Regions from separate parts of the Mus musculus genome. Here regions 2, 3, 4 and 5 are each linked to region 1. The links are chromatin loops, found by intact Hi-C in ENCODE. Cell type or tissue: left cerebral cortex. All regions are shown on one strand.

Region 1 (5,000 bases):
TGGTGCTAGGGTATGGATGAGGTTGTGCCATATGTTTTGTGCTGCTTTGTTACATTTTACGCATCCATTGACATGGGTTTGTTTAAATTCCTCTCTTCCATGGCTATGGATATTGTGCTTTCTGTAACTCTTCCTAGAGGAATGTTTGCATGAAATTTAGCTAGAGGTGTTCGTAAAACTTGATGTTGATTACTGCATGAGTAGTTGAAGCGATCTTATCTTGGCTCTGTGAACAAGACCAATGGAAAGATATTCAGTCCTCCGTGATTGACAGACTTAATATTGTGAAAACGGTGGCACTACCAAATTGAGTTATGAATTTCATGTAGTACCTATGAGAATTCCAATATAATGTTTCACAAGTTCACATTTCACAAGTTCAGAAAAACAGTACAAGGATTTGTATGGAGCCAAATAAAGACCATGAATAGCCAAAGCAGTTCTAATCAGGAATGTCACTATTGGCGATATTACCCAACATTAAAGTACATGTATAGAGCTGTGGTCATAAAAACAGCCTGGTGCTGGTATAAAAATGGAGAAAAAGATCAATATTATGGAGGACCAGGAAACAAAATAACAAAGCTATGTCTGCTTAATTTTTGAAGAGAGGGCAAAAACACATATTAGTAAAAGTCTCTTTTACTCATGCTGCTGCAAAGCCGGGTTTCTGCCTGTAGGAGAATGACAGATTTTTATATCTTACCTTGTACAAAAACCAATTCAAAATGGATCAAATACCTTAATTTAAAATGTGAAATTTAAATTTAGGGGACAACTTTCAAGATACTAGGTAAGGAAAGACATTTCTGAATAGAACATTAGTAGCACAGGAATGAACTCCGATAATCAACAGATGGGACAACATTAAAATCTGAAGTTTCTGTACAGCAAATGACCAGGGTTAATAGACAGCCCACAGGATGAGAGAATATCTCTAACACCCACCATTCATTAAATAAGGGGTGAATATCTATAAATTAAGTATTACAGAAAAATAAAACTGCCAACCAAAAAATAAAAAAATGAAATGAAAAGATAGTTGTTTTTTTAAAAAAAGAAACACAAATGGCCAATAATTATTATAAAAGTGTTTAATATTCTTAGCTACCAAGGAAATACAAATTAAAAATACTTTGAGACACCACCCTACTCCAGTCAGTATGGCTGCCATGAAAAAAAAATCTAACAATAAATGTTGGAGAGAATGTGAAGGTAAAAGAGACATTGATTACTCACTGCTTGTGGGGGTATAAAATTAATGAATAAATCAATTTTAAAATTTCTCAAAAAGTTAAAAATAGAACTACTATAAGACCCAACTACTTCACTCCTGGGCATACAGACAGAGTACTCCATGCCCGACCATAGAGAAATTTACCCTCCGTATTTATTTCTATTTTATTCACTATAGCAAAGAATTAGAATAGTTGTCCATATATAGATGGATGAATAATGAGAATGTTATATATAATGACTTTAGAGTGAATATTATTCATATATATGTAAATACTATTCAGTGCTAAAGAAAAACATAATTACAAAAACTGCAAGAAAATGGATGGACTTAGCATGTATAATATTGAAGGAGGTCACATAATCTCAGAAAGGAAAAAAAAAGTATTCTTTGTCTCATATGCAGAATCTAGGCAATAACATTTGTATATGTATACAAGCAAATACACATGTGGGTGCAGTCTAACATGTGGAAAGGAGAACAGGAAAGCATACATACAAAGGGATGAGGAATGAACAGGGACAGGCAATGAGCAGGAACGGAGAAAGAGGATGGTTTTTCTAGTTCTAAGTCTGTTATGGGTTTTCATTTTCTGCTTTAGGTAAGTTCATGAGGTTATATTAGACAGTGAAAAACAAAGCAAAACTCCACAGCTTCTGTTTCAAATGGTTACTCTATCTGTGTAGAAGTTCACTGAGTTGTATAATCTTTGGATGTGTTTAATTTCAATGTGTGATTTACTTATTTTTAATCACTTCTATAACAAAGAATGAATGTACAAACAAAAGTAGAGAGTAGAGGAAGCAAGCAATTTTGCTTCCCTGAAACGTGGCTGAAAAGGCATGTTTTAGAGCCAGAGAAGCCATAGCTCAGAAATCATTAGTAGAGTGAAATCTCTAAAGGCAAGAAGGATAGAGAAGCTGTGGGTAGCAATAGAAGGTACTGGTAGACAGGCAGGAAGAAAGTGCTAAGATACCTAAGGGGTGTGTGTGTGTGTGTGTGTGTGTGTTCTCCTGTGAAGTACTTTTGTGGAGGCCAGAAGTTAGCTTTGGATATCCTTCTGTGTGTTCATGTCTTTCTTTTTGAGACAAGGTCTTTCACTGAATCTTGATCTTGCAGGTATCTCTGTAGTAGGATTTAGTGGCCGATCTGTGGGATGATCTCAGAACTGAGGAAGAATAATTATTCATTTTGGGGGAAAATAACTTTAGAGACTGTTGAAGAACTTGGAGAAGGGTGTTGTTCTGTCTGGAGAGGAACCTGGGATAGCCTAAGGAGACAGGAGGGACTGCTACACACAGGAAATTCTAAGATACTCAATTTTCCGGTTTAACCCATTTGGAAGCCTAAATAATTGCAACACCGCCATCTAGTGCTCCATAATGAAAAGATTTAACACCCCCACCCCCAAATTTCCTTTATACAGATTGTTCCAGAACTGATTTTTTTTTAAATTAAATAGCTCCACCTGCTTTGCTGATGTTTATGTCTCCACGTATGTAATTTTAAGTGCCTTACGAGTCTTCTCATCTTCTGTGCATATTTAAGCACTTCTTTATCTTAGGGTTAGCATTTCCTCTTCCCCTCTTTATGTCCTTGTCCCTCGACAGGGAACAGTTCAGTTCAGAGTTGCAGAAGTGGAGCACGTTAGTTTTCCTTGTTCAATTCTTTTCTCCACAAGAAGATTTTAAAATAAACTTTTAATTGTGAATTGTGATTGTCTTAAAGTTGAAATGTTAGTTTGGAGAGTCCTGAAGGATATTCCTTCCACACTGTCTCCCCAGCAGCAGCATTGTACATCCTGTGCTGCACCCATTCATGTCCATTGGGAGAAATAACCCACAGTTAGACAGGTGGTTATGCACTTTCCAAAACAGAGACCTGGGGAACAGCAAGGGAGGCCTAGAGGAACAAAGCAAGGCAGACTTAGAGCTTGGGTTGTTATCATAGCCCTCCACTGTCATATCAGAAGCCAGAAAACCATAAATCAATGAACACCCTCCTCCCCAAACACACATTTACAAGCACACACAGAGATGGGGAGCAATTGCTTAGGGGAATACTCTAGAAGAATTTTGTAACTAACAAGCCATGCCCATGTGCTACATTGACAGAGAAAAGATTAACTTGTTCATAACACAGGGTGATCCATGTCTGTTAAGAACAATGGAGAGAGTTGACAAACAAATAAAAACAAAAAAAAGCCTAATCCTTATCTCAGACATGACCTTTTCTCAACTGTGGCCACTTGAGGCGGGTCCTCCAGCCTTAAGCTCTACTTTTTTTCCCACTTGTTTGCTCTCTGAGGCTCTGGTCTGGAGCGAGAGGTCACCAGTCTCCACAGCTGCTAAGCTCCTCCCCTGGTTAAAGTCCGGAACTCAAGTTAGCTCCTGTTAGCAGACTCGATGATTCTACCCCTGCAGCCATGGCTTTCCCTGTGGGGTTGGGATGGGGAGCAGCCACTGCTGCATATCAAGTAGAAGGTAGGAAAAGATGCTTCTCCAACACTTGGGCTGAAAAGAATGCTGGTGGGTTCTGCATTCCTTGGGAGGAGGGTAAAGTGAACGAACAAATCTAGAAGAAAAATGCAAATCTTATAGATGAAACTTTCTCTTTTAGAAGCCACATCCTTTTTTCTCCTTCCTCTGACACAAGAAGGGGTAACCAAGGGGTCAGGACAGGACGCAGCTCCCTTCCACTTGGTCTGGGCTATCTGAAAAGCCAGTTTATGTTGATTAGCTGCATGATTTCATGATTGGGTTCTTGAACAAATTTGCCAAGTGTTTAAAAAAGACGTTTCCCCACAACAGACGAGAAAAATGTTGAGTATATTCCTCCCAAGACCTCTTCATTACTTGGGTAACGAGCTCTGCTTTGTACCAAGTGAGCCAGAGCTTAGCGCTAGCTCGAACATGTCACCCATTTCCTGGGTAGTTCATAAGAGAGGAATACCAAAGTATCCAATATAAATGTACATTTAGGTAAGAACAGGTGAGCTTCATGTCTTAGCTCCAATCTCTGTCCTCTATAAATGAACACATGAAGTGAGGATATGCCCCACCTGCCACCTACACACATAATCCGTTATCTGCAAAGCAGAAAACTCGGATTTACTTTTCTAAAACGCATTGTATCCTTTTGTCCTGCGACACTGTGAAAAATTCTTTTCTTCTTTATGGTTTGTTTATTCTTATTGTATATATTACATTCAATCTCAAAAGAAGTTTGCCCTCTTTCTTTTTCTCCCAGTTCCCTGCCCCCAACCCATTCTCCCCCAGGTCCACGCCTCCTCCATTTCCTTCAGAAAAGAGCAGGTCTCCCAGGGATATCAACCAAACATGGCATATCAAGGTGCATTAAGAACTCCCCTCATATTAAGGGTGGACAATGCATCCTAGTTGTAGGAAAAATGTTCCAAGTGTAGGCAAAAGTCAAAGACAGCCCCGGCTTACAATTTTAGGAGTCTCACAAGAATAAGCTACACAACCATAATATTTATAACGGTGGGCCTAGGTCAGAGTCACAAAGGCTCCCTTGTTGTCATTTCAGGTTCTGTGAGCCACTATGAGCCCTGCTTAGTTGATTCTCTGGGTTTGCAGTGAAGGATTCTTAACAGCAGTCACCACAGTGAAAATATATATGTGGCCACAGAAGTGTGTGGTGAAACCCCGAGTTAAACAAAGGTAAAAGTTTTCTTGTTGTAGCTTTCTATAATGGCAAGCTGTGAGACTTAAGCAACAAAGATGTGTTCTCTGATTGACCC
Region 2 (5,000 bases), 840 kb before region 1:
TATTAAAGACAAATTTATTTGGAAGCTGCTCTTGAGTGGGGTCACTGGCCCCAAGGATTGAAACCAGGGCACTCGCCATAGGGAGGTGGAACAGGGGGCACACCTAGAGAAGAAAATATGAGAAGGTGGAGGAGGAGGAAGGGGGAGAGGAAACCAAGCAAATATCTGTGTTACTTCTGCTGGAGAAGGGCAGCCCAGTCCCTGGGCTGGAAAGTTCAAGTTTGGAGGTAGGGTATGCCAGGTCGGGAACCGAGGGATGCTGGGAGAACCTGGAGGCCACGTCTGCTTTGATATATAAAATAGATCCAAGAGATTGAAAACAACCAGACATGACTGGCTGTGTCAGGTTCAATGGAGGAGGGTTTCAGCGAGTAAACAAACCGTAAGTTTGGATCCAGTGTATCCCAACAGAAAACTCAACAATCCCATCTGGCATTGTACATATGCTGCTCTTTACCTTTGAGGATACGTCCCGTTTCCAATACTGGCTTAAAATTAGGCCAATTATATGGACAATGAATTTGTCCTGGACAACCACTGGCTACAGGAAGTTGCGGAAGAACCATGCCTATCAACAATGCAAACTTTTTGAGTTTTGTGCTTGTCTTCTGAAACGTGAACACTAGATGGCAGAAGGAACACACAGATTTTTGAAGCTGGTTGGCAAACTGGTCTCCATGTCAACAACTCTAAATCCTAAGATTCCTTATCGTGGCTCAACAAATCAAGTGAGCCACACATGGCTGTACGTTTAAGATTACATTGTTGTTAAGGGTTTGATTATCTTTCACGTTTAGTTCATAACCTTTTAAATTTTTTATTGATATTGCAAAAAAAGTTCTACATTAATTTTCCTAAAAGCAGCATCAGCTAGGTTTCTTTTCTCTTTATGTAGAGTGTTTTATTCTAAAACTAAGGCGTGATAACTGCTTAAACCAGAGATTCCCAACATGTGGGTTGTGACTCCTTTGGATGAGGAGCCAAATGACCCTTTTTCTGGGGACACATAAGACCATCAGAAAACACATGTTTACATTACAATTCATAACTAGCAAAATTACAGTTACGAAGCAGCAACAAAAATTTTATGGTTGGGGGTCACCACATTGTGAAGTAATGTATTAAAGGGTCATAGTATTAGGGAGGCTGGGAACCACTGGTTTAAACAAACCCAAGGGTGAAGATTCTATGGAAACTTCCTGCTATTCCTCCTAATTAAATATGACTTCTAAGGCAATTGCTGCTGGCTCAACAACTACTTGTGAAAATGAACCCTGGGTTCTGTTTATATTGGACTTTAAAGAAATTGATTTGAAGGAGAGCCCTGAAATGAGATTTGGTTGGTCTCTTCACAGTGATGGTCTCAGTAGTCATCGGAAATTGCAGAAATGTTACTGTGGTTTTGAAACTGCCACAAAAGCCACCTCAGTGTGTCATTTCCCAGAAAGGCTTCAGGCAAAGGCATTACGTGGAAGTGCAAATGAAAGGAGACTTGGAAGAAGCCTCAAACAGCCTAGGCCTTGGCTAAATTTAAGCCATAGGAAGAGAGGATGAAAGGCCAGAAAAAAATGAAAATAGCCAGTAGGGCATTCAGACACCCTGCTCCCTCAGGGGAAATGACACCTGGGTATGGCATCGAGCATCCAGCAAGGTCTGAGAAAGTATTAGAATTGGGTGTCATGAGCATCCCCGAGGAGAAGTTCCGAGAAAGCTTTAAGCATCTGCAAGGCACTTAAAGATTAGAAACACATTTAACCAATGCCAGAAATACCTATAAGCACCCACTAAAAGATACTCTACTCTCCCATAATTTATCCAGTTTTGTGGCATCCTATGGAACACCCTCAAGTTTTAAATATAGTAGAAAATAAAGAAATTTGATATAATTTAGCAGTGGAATTTATTTTACCAAATACTCACATAGTAATCATTTATTGTCCTCTGCTTAACATGAAAGTAAAATAAGAACACCCAAGACAAGAGTTTTTATTATTGTTTTTCTTAAGTACATTTGTTTCTCATTTTATTTTGTTTAAATTAAAACATAATGATAGTGTTTCCCTTTTCCTCCCTTCAACCCCTGCCATGCCCCTTAGCCCTACACCATCTCAAATTTAAAACCTCTTTTTCTTTATTGTTGTTTGCTTATATGCATAAATACATAGACAATGCTTGCTGAGTCTGTTTAGTTTTGTTTGTTAGTACAGTTTCATTTGTGTATACAAAACATACTAAGAAAAGAGTACCTTCAGTGGCCACAAGAGGGCATAATCCTCAAACTTAAAAAATTGTACAAGTTCATCACCAAAGCACAGTCATCAATATTTCAGCACAGCCTGTTTCATTCTTGAAGATAATCGTCAAAAGAATTCTAATTGTGTATTTAAAAAAATGGGAACATTATGTCTCAGAATACCATCGAAACAGAAATGCTAGTCACCTGTTCGTCACAGTAGAAACCTAAATGTCATTCAGAGAGAACACAGTCTTGGTAACTTACAACTTAGACGGTGACCTCTGGCAATCACTCAGCTGGAACCATGCTGGCTCTTCATTTGCTTGTGTGTGCCTCAAGTATCTCATGAAGGTGGCTGTGTTTCTTGGCATCTTACTTTCAGCTGTTGTAGGAGAACTCCCTAGACCATGGGGTCTTAATAAGCCTGGCCTTTGAAATCAGGAAACTGATGTGTTAGATTCTAGTGAGAGCCCTTTTATGGACTACAGACTGTTGATTCCTGATGTGCCTCCAAGCAGCAGAACGAGAGGGGGCTGGGGGGCGCTCTTTGAGGTCTCCTTTATAAGTAAACAATTATAGTGATAATTTGTCTCTACCTTCAACTTAAGCTCCCCTCCCCAAATGACCCCAATCTCCATATAACCTCATATTGGGAATTAGACCTTCAATATAAGCACCTGGGAGAGACAAATATTTGAGGCATGGTGTGTGGTTTACTGGTGAATTGAACAGATGGATGTGGTAGAAGAAGAGCAAAGATGGCCCAAAATATGGGAAGGTATACACATTTCCTTTAACAACTGGGCTTATTTCAGAAAGCAAGACCAGAATAAGGTTTGTTGTGTTGTTGTTGTTGTTTGGTTAGTTGTTTTGTTTTGGCAAAAGGATGGACATCTTGTGGCCACAACCTCTAGAGAATGAGACACCCAAGCCCTGCTCAGCCTGATTGAAGGACGTTTACTACTACTTCAGCTAGGTTGCAGGTTGTAACTTGCCTTTACTGCCCTAAGCAATATAAAGTCCATAATGATAACAAATACCCCCAGGCACCCATTATCCTGCAACCCTTCCTGCTTTCCAAAGGTGCTTATTGCTTTCTGACCCTGGAATTTTCTTTTACACTTCCCTTATGTTGTTTTGCTCATTAGCCAGGAGATCCAGGACCACATGAGCCTTCTCTCTCTTCCTCACTCTTTAATTCCCAGTGTCTGGCATTCTACACCTGAAGTGCTTCAAACATATCAAACCTAGAGAGCTGTTAAAAGACATCCTTCCGAATGCTGAAATATGAGAGAGGTTTTGAGAGTCCTTAGGTGTGGACTTAAAAGATGAAGGAAGGAAGGCCACTGTCTGCTGTGTTGAAGCAGAAATCTTTCCTACTGATCAACAAATGCCAGTGAGACTGGACAGAGGGAAGGGTAACCCCCATGATTGCTGCACCTTTAAAATTAATGAGCATAAAGTGGGTTTCTGGGAAAAAATATCTACACCAAATATAAATGGAAATTTATAAATTCAGCATAGAAAGTGTCTATTCTTCTTCAAGGAATATTCTGGCATGAATCCGTTTGGTATTCTTCTTTATATGAAGAGAAGCTTTTTAATAGCAGAGAAAAAAATGAGATACACATTTATAACACAAAAACTAAAGATTGGAAGGAATAAAATAAATGTTACCTGAATTGATCCTCAGTGTAAAAATATTATATTCCATTTAGCCAATCAAAATCTCTCTATACAGGTTGTTCTCCAGGCCTGAGCCCAACCTTACATGGGGCAGAAATGTCAGAACTTCACATAAATTGGAGCATATTAGAGTTTGCTTAAATGTACCATGCACAAATATACACCATATACTCATGAGCTACTTGACAGTTCATTCTTTGATCAAGTGTATTGCATCATGAAAATACATCCAGTAGATAAAATAAATATTTTATTTGTGTGTGTGTGTGTGTGTGTGTGTGTGTGTGTGTGTGTGTGTGTGTATACCTGTATTGTGTAGGTATATAAACCCATGTGTGCAAGGAAATGAGAGGAAGGGTTTGGGTGCCCTGCTCCTTTCTGTCACTGCCTGCTTTACTTTCTTTGGAGAGGGTCTTTCACCACACCTGGCCCTGAAGATGGGCTGGCAGGGGGCAAGCTCCAGCTGTCTTCTGTCATGCACTTCTCTGCCAGCCATTTCTCCACAGCACTGGGTGATAGTGAACATAACTGGATTTTTATATAGGTTCTGATGGTTTGAACTCAGTTCTTCATGCCTATGTACCAAGTGCTATTACATGCTGAGACATTCTGCTATCCCTAGAATGAATTTCTTACAAGGACCTGAGAGGTACGTGGAATTTTTCAAGTTTATGTTATTATAAAAGCATTAGCATTTGCTGGAAACCATATTTTGAATTTTCCATTTGTGACTTTTCTTGATTTAGTCATATGTGGTATACCTCCGTGGTGGTGTCAGGCAGCAGCAGTGGCAACTCACAATTCCCAAGCTGTACAAGGTCCTGATGAGAGGCAACTCAGACCATGTGATACATTGTATTACTAACCTATGATATCCAGTACACTAGAGATAGTAACTGGATTTTTCAGTTGAATATTTTCATCCTAGAATAGACTTATCTAGAGGTAATCCCATTGCAAACTGTAAATGTTGGACATTCAAGGAGTACCTTTATAGGAGTCCTGCAGTCTTAGCCTATGAGGAAGGACCGCAGACCATGACATTATGACAAAACATAAAGTCACTGAGGCCAAAGTT
Region 3 (5,000 bases), 240 kb before region 1:
GTTGGTGGTTTACTCCCTGGGAGATCTTGGGGTACTGGTTGGTTCATATTGTTGTTCCTCTTATGGGGCTGCAAACCCCTTCAGTTTCTTAGGTCCCTTCTCTAGCTCCTCCACTGGGGGCCCTGTGCTCAGTCCAATGGTTGGATGAAAGCATCTACCTCTGTGTTTGTCAGGCACTGGCAGAGCCTCTCAGGAGACAGCCATATCAGGCTCCTGTCAACAGGCACTTATTGACATCCACAATAGTGTCTGGGTTTAGTAACTGTATATGGGATGGATCCCCAGGTGGGACAGTCACTGGATGGCCTTTCCTTCAGTTTCTGCTCCAAACTTTGTCTCTGTATCTCCTCCCGTGGGTATTTTGATACCTCGTCTAAGAAGGCGTCATGGGCTACTATAGACATTTAGCTACTGGGTATTCTTTGAATGCCTGACATGCTGTTGACCAAAAACTCTGGCCCTGACTCACATCTCTGTGTTGTATTTGGACTAATGTCTTCCCACCTTATGTTGTATCAATTATTGTACTTTTATTTGATTATTTTTTTAAGAAAGGAGGAGTTTATTTTGGCTCACAGTTTCAGAGAAAGAAGAGTCCATCACAGCGTGCAGTGGCTGCAGTAAGAATCTTATCTCATTCCCTCCACACACAGGAAACAAAGACAGACAGTAGGAAGAGAGGTGAGGCTATAAATGCTTAATGCCTACCCCAGCGATGCCCATCCTCTACTTCCTAAAGATTCCATATCCTCCATACATCATCAACAATGAACAAGAGATCACCTAAAAAACTACAGTACTGTACTTTACACAACACTCAAAATTAGTGTTGGTTGAACAGTGAAACTAAGTATGTTAGGAAAACCATACTGGGATGTCTTGAAGAAAACAAAGAGACAATTTCATATAAAAAAGGGAAAATTTAAAAGGAGAAAAAGGCAAGTAAAAAGACCCTCTTGAACTTGGGATAGGCTGGGATTTCATAAACAGGATGTAAAGATCACTGATATAAAAAAAATCCTAAGAAGTCAGGCACAAAACCTTTAAGGAATCCTGTTCACACCAGGAGCAGGAGCAGAAAAGGAGAGTCTGAAAAGGGCTCTGCAAAACCTACATGCACAGAGAGCGTGTGCATTCATAGCCCATCAGGAACCCAGAAAACAAGCCAGGCACACTGGGGCTGGCCTTTGCCCTCAGCCAACTCTCTAAGTATCCACATGCAGGCTCAACCTCCCAGTCACCGCTGTAGGAATAAGAACCACACTCTCGGAACACAAGAGACGGAGTGAAATCACTCTCATCAAAGTGAAGATTCTAAGGATCAGCGAGAACGACAAGGAACTAAGAAATGTCCTAACAACCAGGACTAAGCTGATGCCGATGATTCGGTAAGCTGTGGGGCATTAATGTTGAAGCTGAGCATGGGAATGGTTCACAGTCTTGGCCTCCACTCATAGGAATGTACAGTCAATCAAAAGCACACACATACAGCCTGGCAGTGCTGGCGCATGCCTTTAGTCCCAGCACTTGGGAGGCAGAGGCAGGTGGATTTCTGAGTTCGAGGCCAGCCTGGTCTACAGAGTGAGTTCCAGGATAGCCAAGGCTACACAGAGAAACCCTGTCTCGAAAAAAAACAAAACCAAAACAAAAGCACACACGTGACTCATCAAGGTCAAGTTCCACTCACTCACCTGATGTGCATTATCAATATAAGGGACAGTTTTCAGTATTTTCAATGCGAGGATGGAACTAATGTGCATGTACTAAAAAATACAAGCTACTGCTTCACACAAAAAGAAATCCCCCCAATGTAATGGGGAGATGGGGGAGATGGACGGACACACAAAGCAATACCATGGGCCCAGTGTGTGGAGTGTGAGCACAATTACAACTTACGTATGGCACTCAGTGTTAGAAAAGGGGAAGAAACGCATGGAACTTCTAAGTGCTGGAGTAGCAACCATGACGAGTAGTGGTGGGCAGGACATGGAGACAGCATTTATCCAAACTCCAGGGTTTATGTACCTTGCCCAGTATTGAAAGTTAATGGAAAACTGAAGGCCTCATCCCTCTCATCCTTAGTTTCAGCTTGCAGAAATTCACGCTGCACAGACCTCATGGAATGTTAAAGTGGCATGTACAAGCAAACTGCTGGAATCAGACTCAACAGAGAAATTCTAAGGCCATTAAGGCAGGGCTAGAAGACACTCCTCAGAGACTACAGAGGAGACAGACAGACAGACAGACAGACAGTATGCTTTCTCCCTGTGACATGTGAGATGCGAGATTCAAGAGATCAGGTACTGCAGTATGGTTAGAACAACTCTGGATCAACTGCTTGGATTCTAGTTATTGTTCCAAAGCTAACCTACTTCAGTTCCAGACCTATAGACAAAAGACTATGACAACTGCCTATACCATAAAAATCTCAGAGAGTGCCTGACACACGAGTGCCTACTGCAGATCAGCTACCACCACAGTATCTCCAGTGCCTGAGCATCAGCAGTCCCACAGTGTGTCCAGTGGTAGGTAACAGATGTCTTCTTAAATCACTTTCTATCTTACATTTTGCTTTTGGGTTTTTGTTGTTGTTGTTTCTCTATATTCCTTATCTGTCCCAAAACTCACTCTGTAGACCAGGATGCTATTGAACTCATAGAGAGCCATCTTATATTTTGAGATGGGTACTCTCACTGAAAGAGTTTACCAATTTGAATAGACCAGCTGGCCAGAGCACTATGGATCCTCCTGGCTCTATGTCCACAGTGGTACTCCTCCTTAATGATATCTCCAGTGACATCTGGCTTTTTAACTCCAGGTCCTCAATCTTTCTCAGCAAGCACTTTACCTACTAAGCCTTCTCTCCTTCCTGGAAGCAGGGTTTAGGAGGACGCATACAGCAAGCAAGCATGTGGAAAAAGAGGTGAAAAAAGGGCTACATGAATCCTCTTCAATATGCAAGGAGCTATTAGCTGTAGTTATGCAAAACCGATAGCTTAGGGGTTCCCACAGTATCTTCACATACAGACGTAATTAAACCATCTGATGGAGATGGGTATGCTGTTTAAGTTGTTCAGGTATTCCGGTCAGCTATGTACTAACTAGAGCTGGCTTGCTCTTACTCAGCATGCTCAGTTAGCACTATTAGAGGAGTAAGAAAGTAGCCACTGGTCTTTACATCTAGACAATCCGAGAAACAAAGGCAAAGCAGACTGTGAGCACTTTGACCTTACTGATGAGCGAGGTATTAAGATCCTACATCGTGTCTGCTCCTATTTGCCTCTATTGCCCAGAGTTCCTTTGATTCTTCTGACCCCCCACTGGGTACTTCTGATATCAATGCAGCAATTCCAACTTCTGCTGATATTTTCCCCCCGCAGGGACTGGGCAGCTTCTCTGTAACTGACTGTAGGGATTAGCAGAACCAACCAGGATATCATCTATTGTAGACATAGCAGCAAAAACAGCAGTTATATATCGTTCTTTAAAGCACATGGCTGATCTTCCTAGCGACCTGGGCATTTAGACTTTCCATAAAGACCTAGGAAGACAGCACTCAAGAAAAGCAGGATTACATTTATGAGTCAATAAGAGGATAGAAGAAACAAAGCAACTGTTTACAGTTTAAAAAAGGCATTGCATCTGTCTTAACTTGGTGAAGTAGTGTAGGACAGGTGTAATCTTCTCTTGCCGTCCTGAGGACAGCCCCAAGGCTTCATGCCTGCCACATAAGCCCTCAGAGATATGCCCACAAACTAAGTCTGTCAGACGAAGAAGCAGCTCTAAATTTTCCACACACTCTATGGTAACTTTATAACTTGGTCAACTATCCCAGATGTGTTTCCAGCTTCTGCCTCTAGGTGGCAGTTACAGCTCAGAAAACAAGAGTCTCTGAAAATAGGGAGCAAGATCCCAGCAGGCTTCTAGCTTTAAAACACTGTGTTTCACATTTTTTAGAAGATTAAAAATCTGAAAGATAAAAGAAGAGCTTATTCCTTCTAGAAAAGGATTATACTAATTTAAATAGTTTAGAAGACAGTTAGGAAATTCAAAAATAGAAGCTTTCAACTAGTATTAGATTAAACAAAAACAAAAGTTTCACATGGTGCGGTATCACAGCGAAGCTTAAAATGCAGTATTTCTGTGTTTCCGTTATTTTGCTCAACTTCTGATCAGTATTTCATACATTTCAGATAATCTTATATTTCCTATTGTTTCTCCTTCAAATGCTACATGGTTTCCAAATATTTTATTCTCAAATGTGAATGAGAAACATTCTAAAGACAAAACCAATCAAAATGCAGAATTGTGGAAGCAAGTCTCCCTCCGCTGGTCTCATTTACCACTTAACTCCTGCTACTAGAGGTTCGTGATCACTGAGGAAGAGGAGATGGGAAGGTCTTAAACGGCCAGAGGAGCAGGGATGTCAGAAGCTACATCCATGAAGTCTCACCAACATGACTGCCCAAACATGAGTGGAACAAGGACACCAATGGATACACTAATGTGGAAGGCTGAACTCACAAAGCCTCAACCTTACACATGAAACCTGCAGGCAACTAAGGAAAGCTGAGAGCTGGAGAATCAGTCTTCTCACACCAATACCCAATGGTCAGCCCTGAAAACACACAGTAACATGATAGACTGAGCAGGTTGTATCTATGTAGTTAGAAGCACACACACCACCACCATCATCATCATCACCACCAAAAATAATTAAGGAAAAGGAAGTCATGAATTTAAAAGAGAGCTGGGGGGGGGAGGGGGGAGAAGGATAATGAAGGATAATGCAACTGTATTAAAATTTCAAAAAAAGGGGGAGGTCCTAAAGAGAAATTGTCTCAAACTTTAATTAATGTCACATTTTATTTATGTATCGTGTGTGTGTGTGTGTCTAGGGTGAATGGCATGCCACCTGGAGGTAAGTCAGTGGATAACTTGAAAAATCAATTCTCACTGGGCATGGTGGCGCACGCCTTTAATCCCAGCACTCGGGAGGC
Region 4 (5,000 bases), 160 kb before region 1:
ATCTTCAACCCGAGTGAGCAGAAAACACAGTTTCTTGTGTTAAATGTCTCCTTATCAAAAAAAGGAAGAAAGAGAGAAAGAAAGGAAGGGAGGGAGGGGATGGAAATAAGTCAATAAAGGTGTTGACTAGGCTATGTGACTAGGCTATCCCACCAAATATCCTTCCGTATAGTTAGGCTACATTAAAAATCCTACTTTAAGTGGGTTCATTGATCACACATGTCTTTTCCTTTATGTATGCATAGTGGCAGCCTTGATTCTTTTTTAAGAAACCTACCAAAACAACATAGGGAAGCAAGACGCCCAGGGACTCAGATTTCAGCCTGCCAAAATACCCGCTACAAACACTGTGACTCAAACTTTTCCAGACCAATTCATCTTTCACAGAAAACTGAATCTAAAGTCACTGGGCCAACCGCTCTGTCCAGCTGGCACAAAGAACCACGTTTCCAGGACTGAACCCTGGATCCTATAGCACAGTTGAGTTACCAAACTTTTCCTTCCAGGTGGAAACCCACACTGAAAACCCGAAGTCCTTCCAACCTCTGGAGGGCTCACTCAACACACACTGTTTTCAATCCCGAAGTTCCTGGCTTTCCCGAGAGCTCTCCGACTTCAGTATGGGGCTGAAATGGACTTGGACAACTTTTATCTTACATTTCTCCGAAATTAGTAACTCTAAAAGTTGTTCTGAAAGAGCACTAAAAGTAAGGCAGAAAGCGACGAGAGCTTCGTAGAGGTTTGGAGACCACACAGAGCCACCCTAAACTGTGGCGTCCTGCAAACTGGATCTACCTCAGGTGCAACTTCATTTCCACAGTTAGGATGAAGACTTCGGAGCACACAGGGTGTTCCCCAGAAGCCCCGAGCCAGGATGAATGAGCTTGGACTGCACCGACTGAGTGTTTATTAGCATCTTCACGTGGTATTCGGCGGCCGGAGCACAGCAAAAGCAGGGATGGCATGGGACGCTCCCGGGAACCCCGAAAACTTTTCTTTGCAAAACTAGCAGAGGGGGAACAGAGGCGGTTGCGAAGGCGATGGGCCACCCTGGTCCCACACTAAGCCACAGGGCTTCTCCAGCACCACCCCCAGCCCGCCGCCGCGCGCACACAAAGGAGCGTGTATACCCGGGAGACCCCCGCGCCCATTCCGCGCACCCGGGAGCGAGGGAAGCCCAGGAAAGGGCAGCGGGGCGTCGTGGGTTACTCACAGGGTGACCGTGCGGTTGGGCAGCGTGTCCGGGGGCAGAACCTGCGCGAGCTCCAGGCTGCTGCACACCACCTTCCCCTCGGCGGCGGCGGCCGCTCGGCCGGTACCCCGGGCCCGACCGTCGTGCTTGCAGCCCGCGGGCAGCGCCGCGGCCCCGCGCTCTCCTCCCCACAGCAGAGCGAGCAGCGCCAGCGGCAGCAGCAGCAGCGGCGGCGGCGGCTCCATGCCGCTGACCGGGCCTGCGGGGCCGAGAGACGGCACCGGCCTAGCGGGCGGCGGCGGGGCGGGGCGGCCCTGGCGGTGGCCCGAGCCTCCCGGCGGCCCGAGGATCGGTCCCGCTTCGCGACGACATGCTCCTTTGTCCGCGGCCGCGCTCGCCCTCCGCGGAGCCGCGGGGTCAGGGCCGCCGGGTCCCAGCTCGCCGCTCGGCCCGCGGGAGCGCCGCCTCCTCCCGCCGGCTCCTCCCCGCGCGACCGCTCCTCCCACCCCAGCCCCGCGCGCTCTCAGGCCCGCAGCCGACCCGACCTCGACCCGGGCACGCCCCCAGGTCCTGGCCGGAACTCCGCTGCTCCTGGACCCAGCGGAAGAAAGTTCTAGACTAGTCTAACTCCAGCAGCCCTGCGGCTCTGCTCCACGTTTCCTGGCGCCGCCGCCTGGCAGACAAAGCCGCCCTGCACGCCCCTAAGAGCCCTGGCTGGAGGGGGTGAAGTTCCTTTCTCCAACCTGACGAGGGGAAAGAGCCTGAAACCAATCTTTCCAAAGAAAGGCCATGGTAGAAAGTTTCATTATCCGCCAGAGCCAGAAACAGGTTTCTTCCCAATAAACTGAACTCGGAAGCTGCCCCTGGCCTGAAGCAGCTGTGGGCAGGCTGAGGATGCATGGGGACCATTCAACCGAAATTTCTGAGTCCACAGGTAGATCAGATGTTAACCAGTTGGAGCAACAGTGACGAAGCAGCCAAGAAACCCAAGCTGAATTTTATTATTCATGCCAAAGACCGCAGACCCCACCCTAACATTTGCAAGACCAGGGTTCTCCTACCCTATGTTTAAGTTTATAGAGACTATACAAGCCAACAAAATGAGTTTTATTCTCCTTTGAGAAACAGACTTCCTTAACATCCAGGAAGGAGCAACTTGGTATACAGAAACCTCGCGTACTTTGGAGTTCAACCCTGTAACTTAGCAGGTAAGGAGCACGTGATCACAGCCCGTGGACACAGCCAGTGGCCTGTCCATCCCCTGCTGGCCTTGCTTCCTATACTGGTTCCACTCAGCAACAGGTGGGGCGTGGCACCTGTGTACACACCTGTGCCCAATCAGCCTATCCGTCCCTCCCAACACAGCCACCCTTAGGCTGTCACAGAGACAGGAGTGGTTATTCCAGCTGCTTGATCTTACATCGAGAGAACTGGAAGAGAAGCAGGGTCCATGGCAGGCATTTTTTAACTTGGATCTAAAAAGACCTCCGAAAAAAAATTTCCAAGATCATGTCCCAGATATATGTATTTGGCGTTCTCCATAGTAAATAAGCTACCAAGACACTTAGATAAGTGCGAATTGTGCATCACTTGATACTTCTTGAGATTTAACTATCTAATATCTAAACACAGTGGTGCATATAGCATCTACTAATACATCAATGAGGAGAGAATTATTCTGGCTCTGGAAGTTGGCATGTGACAAGGAAAAGAGGGATCCAGACCTATAGTATCCAAGTTAGTTAAGGGTGGCTATCTAGAGCTTAAAATTTATCTACAATTCTGTAGGAAGTGGGGTTTTTATTCAATTTCACTTTTATTAAATTCAGCTTTAAATGCTATTACATATGTGTTGAACAGCACAAGTCTGTGCCTACAGTGGCTAAGAAAAGTAAGAAATCATAGCCATTATTAAGTCACTTAAAATTTACAACTAACTATAGGTCACAAACTCATATTTTCAGTTATAGTGAGGTTGGTCACCTTTCTGTAGAATTTATATGAAGATGATTACCCCTCCCCCTCCCATAAAATCAATACCTGTCATCATTACCTGTTCTCACCATAAAAATAAAATCTTACCATAATAATTTGAAAGCTTTTATTTGCCATGTTGCTGTTGATATAGCCATAGACTGGCGTATCATAGACTACATGAAAATGTTGATAACTATCACGGAGGTAAATGTGTTTGACTCTTCTAAGACGTACTTAGCATGCGCTTTAAGTTTGGCGTCAGATTTGTACTTCACGATGGTTGAGAATATTAAAATATAAAATCACCAGGAAAGGGTAGGTCACAAATAAGACCATGAATCTAGAGACAAACATGGATGAAACAATCCTATTCTGTGGGCCAGCTCAGCTTTCTTCCAAAGAAGTCATTCCGATGAGTGTTGAAAATAAGTCATTTAAAAGAAAAAAATCACAGAGTGGAGCCGGCTTTAGAAATTCCCAACACTGTAGACCCCAGAGTGTGCCGAGCGCTGAGTCTATGCAAGCACCGGGACATGGAGCCCTCCCTTAGAACTGCATAGATCTCAGAGGACGATGGAGTCCGAGCTTGACAGCTTCACCAGAATTTAAGCTGGAATTAAGCTACTCTCACCCTGACATCTTCTCGCCAGACAGGTCCAGTGACTGCTGCTCCTCCCTCAGGCCTGGAGCACGTGGCAACATTTGAAACTGTAGGGCTTCCTGGGTCTTGAGTTCTCACTGTGTCTGTGACTGTCCCATAGCAGAAAGTTCTAGAAACTGAGATGTTACTTCGTAACCATACAGGAACAGGGCAGCATCACGTTGGCTGTTGCTTTAAGGAGGGGGTATGGACCACATTCAGCATTTCATCAAGAACAGTGGTTCTCAGCCTTCCTAATGCTGTAACCCTTTTAATACAGTTCCTCATATTGTGACACTCATGTTTTGTTGCTACATCAACACTCTAATTTTGCTACTATTATTAATGGTAATGTAAATATCTAAATATAGATAACCCTAAAGGGGTTGAGACTCCCAAGTTGACACTCACTGGTCTAGAGACCAGTTGAGACCCGCTGGTCTTGTAAGGTTTGTAAGAGATATCAAACATGCTTTGTTTTTCTTGATTTAAAATAAAATACTGTATAAACTGTGTATGTCTGCGTGAATACCTGTAATGAAAATATGTTTTAATATATGTGTTCATAGATAATAAATGTGTCTATCTAAATTTACTGCTAACAGTTCCTTTTAGGAACCTTTTCCCGTCACCAGACTATGAGCTTCTAGAAGCCTTTCTTGATTCCCCCTTTCAAATCACTCTCTCTCTTTCCTCCATCTTGTGCCTCTGGAATCTGGATTGTTTAGATCCAGGGTCTAATGATTATCTAAACTTGGCGCATAACTTCCTTCTGTTTGAATTTTACATCTGTGTATGTTAGCTCTCCCTTACCACAGTTGTAGCTCCCTGATGGTCCCTGTTTCCCATGGCAGGTTGCTGCCCAAAAGCCACTCTTAAGCTTTTCTGAGGTGCATCACTTTCCAGCCATTCTTGTAACTACTGGTGGCAGATGACCCTGCAAAAGGAATCAACAATTATGCTGTTCACTAGTGTATATAAATTTAAGTGTGTATAAATTTAACCTAAAAGCTTGACAAGATTTTACCCAAAAATTCTATTTCTCAGTCTTTCAGATCAGTGCTTCCTAGCTGCTTATAACTGATGAATATCAGTTTGACTTCAGAGATTCTACAGTAGTTGTAGAAACTTCTATGTGTCATCTGTTTTAAAAGAGCCTATTGTCTAGAGACCTGGCTTGGGGATATAGAG
Region 5 (5,000 bases), 140 kb before region 1:
GCTTGTCATTTGATGCCCACTGTGGGTCTCAAGGACCGAGAACTCCCCTACCCAGTTTGGTCCTCTGCCATTAAAGTAGCCTACTCAACCGCCTGCCATTCTGGACTTGGACGTGACCTGACCTGTTTCTTGCTCCAGCCTTTCGTCTGCCTGTTGAACTCTGCAACTTCACTCTCAACCCTGACTCTAGCTTCTGCAGTATCTTATCAATCCAAACTTTGTCTCTCCCCACTTCTGAGACCTCTTAAACTCCACCGCAACCTCCTTTTAAATTGTATCCATCATGTTACCCATACTTATGTATATATGCCTCCCCACACACCACACACACGCACCATGTGATATGTGATGAGTGATAGGAATTAACATTAATAATTAAGAGTAAAATAAAGTATTTGGATTCTCCTCAGCCAGGCAATCAAACCAGGTAGATTTTAAGACGAGTCATCAGTACTGAAATCATCATGGATTTACTGTTATTAAACAAATTCTGACACTGTAGAAACACTCAAATGAGTTCCTCTATGTATCTGGCATATCCTGTTGAGTACAGAAGCATGCAGTGTTAATATCACACATCCTAGTCCTTATTCATGGCACACACAGGTATTCTCCTTCCTTCCCAGACTTTCCTGCACTTCCTCGCTTAGATGTTAACACACCTGTCTTCAATTGCTGGCCCAACCTTTTTCTGAGTTACCTAAAAGTAAGAGACTTAGCTGATTCCCCTTCAACTTCTCCGGAATTCAGTTGAGTTCTTGAGAGAAAAAGCTAAAAGTTCACCTGTCTATGTGTTTCTCAAGATTCTAGAATCTTCCCATCACAGTGAAAGACTACCATCTCTGCCAGTCATTGAACTAGAGCCAACTTTTGACCATTTGTGCCTCTTAAATGTATATCTAGGATAGTCTTTTTGTAAACACTCCCTGAAGCAACGTTTTAGTCTTTGAGGAAAACAAACAAACAAACAAACAAACACAGGTAAAGGGATTAGGGCTGATGTTGAGAGGGAGTCACCTTCATCTCGTTGATGCTAAAGCAGGAACCAGCAAACATTTTATGCAAAGAACAGGTGTAAGTGCGTGAGCCTTTGTTGCTATATGGTCTCAGTTGCAGCTACTATGGTAAAACCACTGGGGGGAGGGGACGGTGTGCATAAATGTATTAGTACATCTCAGGTCCCATTAGACTTTGGTTTACAGACATTGAAATTGGGCTTCCATATAATTCTGACATGAAATTGTATTGTTAATTTGTTTTAAAATTTTGTTTATTATTGTTACTTGTCATTGTCGTTGTCGTAGTAGTAGAAGACTGTGTAAATACACTAGTCAGGGCAGCACACATTTGACAACGTGAATGAAGAAGTCAGGAAAGAGAAGTTCAGGAGTCAGTTTTCTCCTTCCATTGTGAGACCCAGGAAGGAAACTCAAGTCCTTGGGTTTGCAAGAGAAATGGTCTGATCCCAATGAGCCATCTAGCTAACATAGTATTGGTCTTATTTTGGCCCCTCCCATCCATGTAAACAGGTAAATGACAGCAGAACTAGTGAGCTCCTCATACATAGATAATAGTGTGACCATCAAGGCAGGGTTTCACTTGAGCTATATAACCCTCTGCTAGACTTAAACCCAAAAACTAATTTGAAAAATTAAATTTCAATCGTTCAAAATCAAAATCTTAAACTTTATAGGGAAAACAACTGGGAAATATTGGCGTTTAGTCCCGCCAACATTCTACCTTAAGGCAGTCCCAGTGGTGAGTACCATTCAGGAATGGCTATTTGCTTGAGGGTGATAAGACAGAATGGTGACAGTTCAGATAAGGCTCCCAACTGCAAATTCTCACAACTCAAGCTGAAGCTGAATCAGAACTGTTGTCAGTAGAGATGCTGTCAGTCAATCTGTGTTGCAAAAACTAGCACAGAGCTGTGATTGTTGCAGCAGATGTTTGAAATGTAATTATAAGCACTTAGAGCCATTTTGAGAGGGAATTTAACACATGAAGTTCTTCTTTTGGTATCAGCCTGCAAAATCAATATGAATTTTTGAATTGCATATTGAATGCTCAGGAGCCCTTAGCCTGAAATGACCTTGGACCAATATTATCTAGCAGGCAGATTCCACTGCAACATTTTTTATTTTTACGGTTGTTTCACTCTTTGGCTTTGTCCCAGGCTACCTTACATATTTAAGTAAAGAGATCATGCAAATTTCTTCTGCCTAGTTTATACTCAGGATGCCTGCCTTTTAAAAATCAACATTATTTTTATACAGCGTGCATTTTTGTAAAAAACCAATTTGTTCTGATGACCTGGGACCAATTCTTCCCCTATTTCATATTTTCATTATTTTCTTTCTTTGAAATGGGTCAAAGGGCAATCTTCTACAGGGGTAATTCTGACATACCACCAGCCAGAAGACATGTATTTAAAGTCCCCAAGACTTTGATAATAATACACTACACTAATCAGCTCAGGCAAGCATAACAAAATTAATACATAGACTAGGTGGCTTAAACAATATTTTTTTGGCAGTTCTGGCAGCTAATGATCAAACGCCAGTATATTGGTATCTTCCTGTCACTCAAACAGCTGGCTGCTGCCTTCTCAGTGTGTTCTCACATGGAAAAAAGAAAGAGGGGAGTGGGAGAAATGGAAAGAGGGAAGAATGGAAAGAATGGAGAGAGGGAGGAGGGAGGGAGAGAGAGAGAGAGAGAGAGAGAGAGGGAGAGAGAGAGAGAGAGAGAGAGAGAGAGAGAGAGAGAGAGAGAGAGAGAATATGAATGAACTACCTTTATTCAAGTGCACATTGAGTCCATGGATCACAGATCTACTCTTAGGGTTCCATTTAATCTGAGTTACCTCTTAAAGGTCATGTCTCCATATGCACAATTAGAAGTAAAGATTGCATCATGTGAATTTTAGGAAAACTTAATTTGGCCCATAACAGCTGCCATAAGGATCTATACTTTCTAGGCCTTCCAAGTAAAACCCCCAGGATCAGACCTCAGCCTAGTAGACTTCTGAAGCTCAAGAAAATTCTTCATTACATTATTTAGATTTCTGCTTAGAGAATTAAGAAAGCAAAGTGTGACAAGTTCCCTTCCAGTCAGCGCCAGCACCAGTTCACCTTGGGCACGGAGTCACTGACACACACAAGGTCGCCAGAGGACTCTCCATGCAATCTGAGGACCAACAGTGAGTGGAACCCAACTTCTGTTCCATTCCAGTCACACAGGACCAGCATTACTGAAGCAGAAAACCCCGCCTGACCAGGGTCACAAGTCACTTCCAGTCAGCACCTGCACCAGTTCACCTGGGCACAGAGTCAGAGGACACCCCAAGGTCCCTAGAGGACAGCTTCAAGGCAGACCCCATTTCGGGCTCCAGGCATCCCAACACCTTCCCTGCCAGAGGTTAGGTGTCCTCCCCGCCCTGGAGGGCTTTGCCAGAGCACCGGGGGAAGCCATCTGGGTTCCTGATCCCTCCAAAACTAGTCTGTGCAGGTGAGAGTGTGGACTACAGAAGCTAACAGCTTCTGGGACAGGCCCTGTTTCAGGGCTTCATCTTCTACCAGGAGGCAGGTCCGAACGCCAGATATCTGTGCACCTTCCCTGCAAGATAAGAGCTTGCCTGCAGAGAGTGCTCTAACCACTGAAACTCAGGAGAAAGCTAGTCTACCAGGTCTGCTGATAGAGGCTAACAGAATCATGGGAGGAACAAGGTCTAACCAGGGACAACTATAACAACTAACTCCAGAGATTACCAGATGGCAAAAGACAAATGTAAGAATCTTACTAACAGAAACCAAGACCACTCACCATCATCAGAATCCAGCACTCCCACCTCAGCCAGTCCTGGACACCCCAACACACCCGAAAACCTAGACCCAGATTTAAAAGCATATCTCATGATGATGGTAGAGGACATCAAGAAGGACTTTAATAACTCACTCAAAGAAATACAGGAGAACACTGCTAAAGAGTTACAAGTCCTTAAAGAAAAACAGGAAAACACAACCAAACAGGTAGAAGTCCTTAAAGAAAAACAGGAAAGCACATCCAAACGGCTGATGGAAATGAACAAAAGCATACTTTACCCAAAAAGGGAAGTAGACACAATAAAGAAAACCCAAAGTGAGGCAACATTGGATATAGAAGCCCTAGGGAAAAAATCTGGAAACATAGATGCCAGCATCAGCAACAGAATACAAGAGATGGAAGAAAGAATCTCAGGTGCAGAAGATTCCATAGTGAACATCGGTACAACAATCAAAGAAAATGCAAAATGCAAAAAGATCCTAACACAAAACATCCAGGAAATCCAGGACACAATGAAATGACCAAACCTATGGATAATAGGAGTGGATGAGAATGAAGATTTTCATCTTAAAGGGCCAGCAAATATCTTCAACAAAATAATAGAAGAAAACTTCCCAAACCTAAAGAAAGAGATGCCCATGAACATACAAGAAGCCTACAGAACTCCAAATAGACTGGACCAGAAAAGAAATTCCTACCAACGCATAATAATCAGAACAACAAATACATTAAATAAAGATAGAATATTAAAAGCAGTAAGGGAAAAAGGTCAAGGAACATATAAAGCCAGGTCTATTAGACTTACACCAGACTTTTCACCAGAGACTATGAAAGCCAGAAGAGCCTGGACAGATGTTATACAGACACTAAGAGAACACAAATGCCAGCCCAGGCTACTATACCCAGCCAAACTTTCAATTACCATAGACGAAGAAACCAAAGTATTCCATGACAAAACCAAATTTACAAATTATCTTCCCACGAATCCAGCCCTTCAAAGAATAATAACAGAAACAAACCAATACAAGGACAGAAACCACGCCCTAGAAAAAGCAAGAAAGTAATCCTTCAACAAACCTAAAAGAAGACAGCCACAAGAACAGAATGCCAACTCTAACAACAAAAATAAAAGGAAGCAACATTTACTTTTCCTTAATATCTCTTAATATCAATGGACT

Evidence for each region. Peaks named below come from ENCODE experiments on the same cell type or tissue, not always from the same donor. Only the 100,000 strongest peaks of a DNase experiment are listed, where the experiment ranks them.
Region 2: a loop joins it to region 1, with 5 times the contacts of the local background. A loop is called at or near these places in 9 of 42 quality-filtered maps.
Region 3: it touches region 1 in a loop (15-fold over the local background); 26 of 42 quality-filtered maps call a loop at or near these places.
Region 4: a loop joins it to region 1, with 2.2 times the contacts of the local background. A loop is called at or near these places in 11 of 42 quality-filtered maps.
Region 5: it touches region 1 in a loop (2.6-fold over the local background); 2 of 42 quality-filtered maps call a loop at or near these places.

Annotation. Positions count from the first base shown.
Region 1 is chr5:50,213,585-50,218,584 of GRCm38, forward strand. It overlaps Gm40301 (a long non-coding RNA gene), which reads left to right and starts at 4,798. Exons shown (of 3, transcript XR_003955917.1): 1 at 4,798-4,920. In left cerebral cortex, a CTCF peak has its summit at 2,624 (motif pointing left); a DNase peak (open chromatin) is centred at 2,578.
Region 2 is chr5:49,368,611-49,373,610 of GRCm38, forward strand. The region is part of intron 1 of Kcnip4 (Kv channel interacting protein 4); the gene reads right to left. Among named protein-coding and RNA genes, the nearest start is that of Kcnip4, 150 kb to the right of the region's middle. In left cerebral cortex, CTCF peaks have their summits at 619 (motif pointing right) and 2,256 (motif pointing right); DNase peaks (open chromatin) are centred at 632 and 2,274.
Region 3 is chr5:49,972,364-49,977,363 of GRCm38, forward strand. All of the region lies in intron 14 of Adgra3 (adhesion G protein-coupled receptor A3), which reads right to left. Among named protein-coding and RNA genes, the nearest start is that of Adgra3, 84 kb to the right of the region's middle. In left cerebral cortex, a CTCF peak has its summit at 3,856 (motif pointing right); a DNase peak (open chromatin) is centred at 3,856.
Region 4 is chr5:50,057,339-50,062,338 of GRCm38, forward strand. Adgra3 (adhesion G protein-coupled receptor A3) reads right to left here and starts at 1,658. Exons shown (of 19, transcript NM_133911.1): 1 at 1,214-1,658. The coding sequence starts at 1,437. Gm36702 (a long non-coding RNA gene) reads right to left here. Exons shown (of 3, transcript XR_001784857.2): 2 at 4,623-4,746; 3 at 3,045-4,001. It overlaps LOC115490186 (a long non-coding RNA gene), which reads right to left and starts at 1,205. Exons shown (of 2, transcript XR_003955916.1): 1 at 796-1,205. In left cerebral cortex, a CTCF peak has its summit at 1,923; DNase peaks (open chromatin) are centred at 658, 838, 1,264 and 1,727; H3K4me3 peaks cover 1,806 bases; H3K27ac peaks cover 281 bases.
Region 5 is chr5:50,072,518-50,077,517 of GRCm38, forward strand. It overlaps Gm36702 (a long non-coding RNA gene), which reads right to left and starts at 748. Exons shown (of 3, transcript XR_001784857.2): 1 at 701-748. In left cerebral cortex, no CTCF peak of the experiment used is centred here; a DNase peak (open chromatin) is centred at 1,978.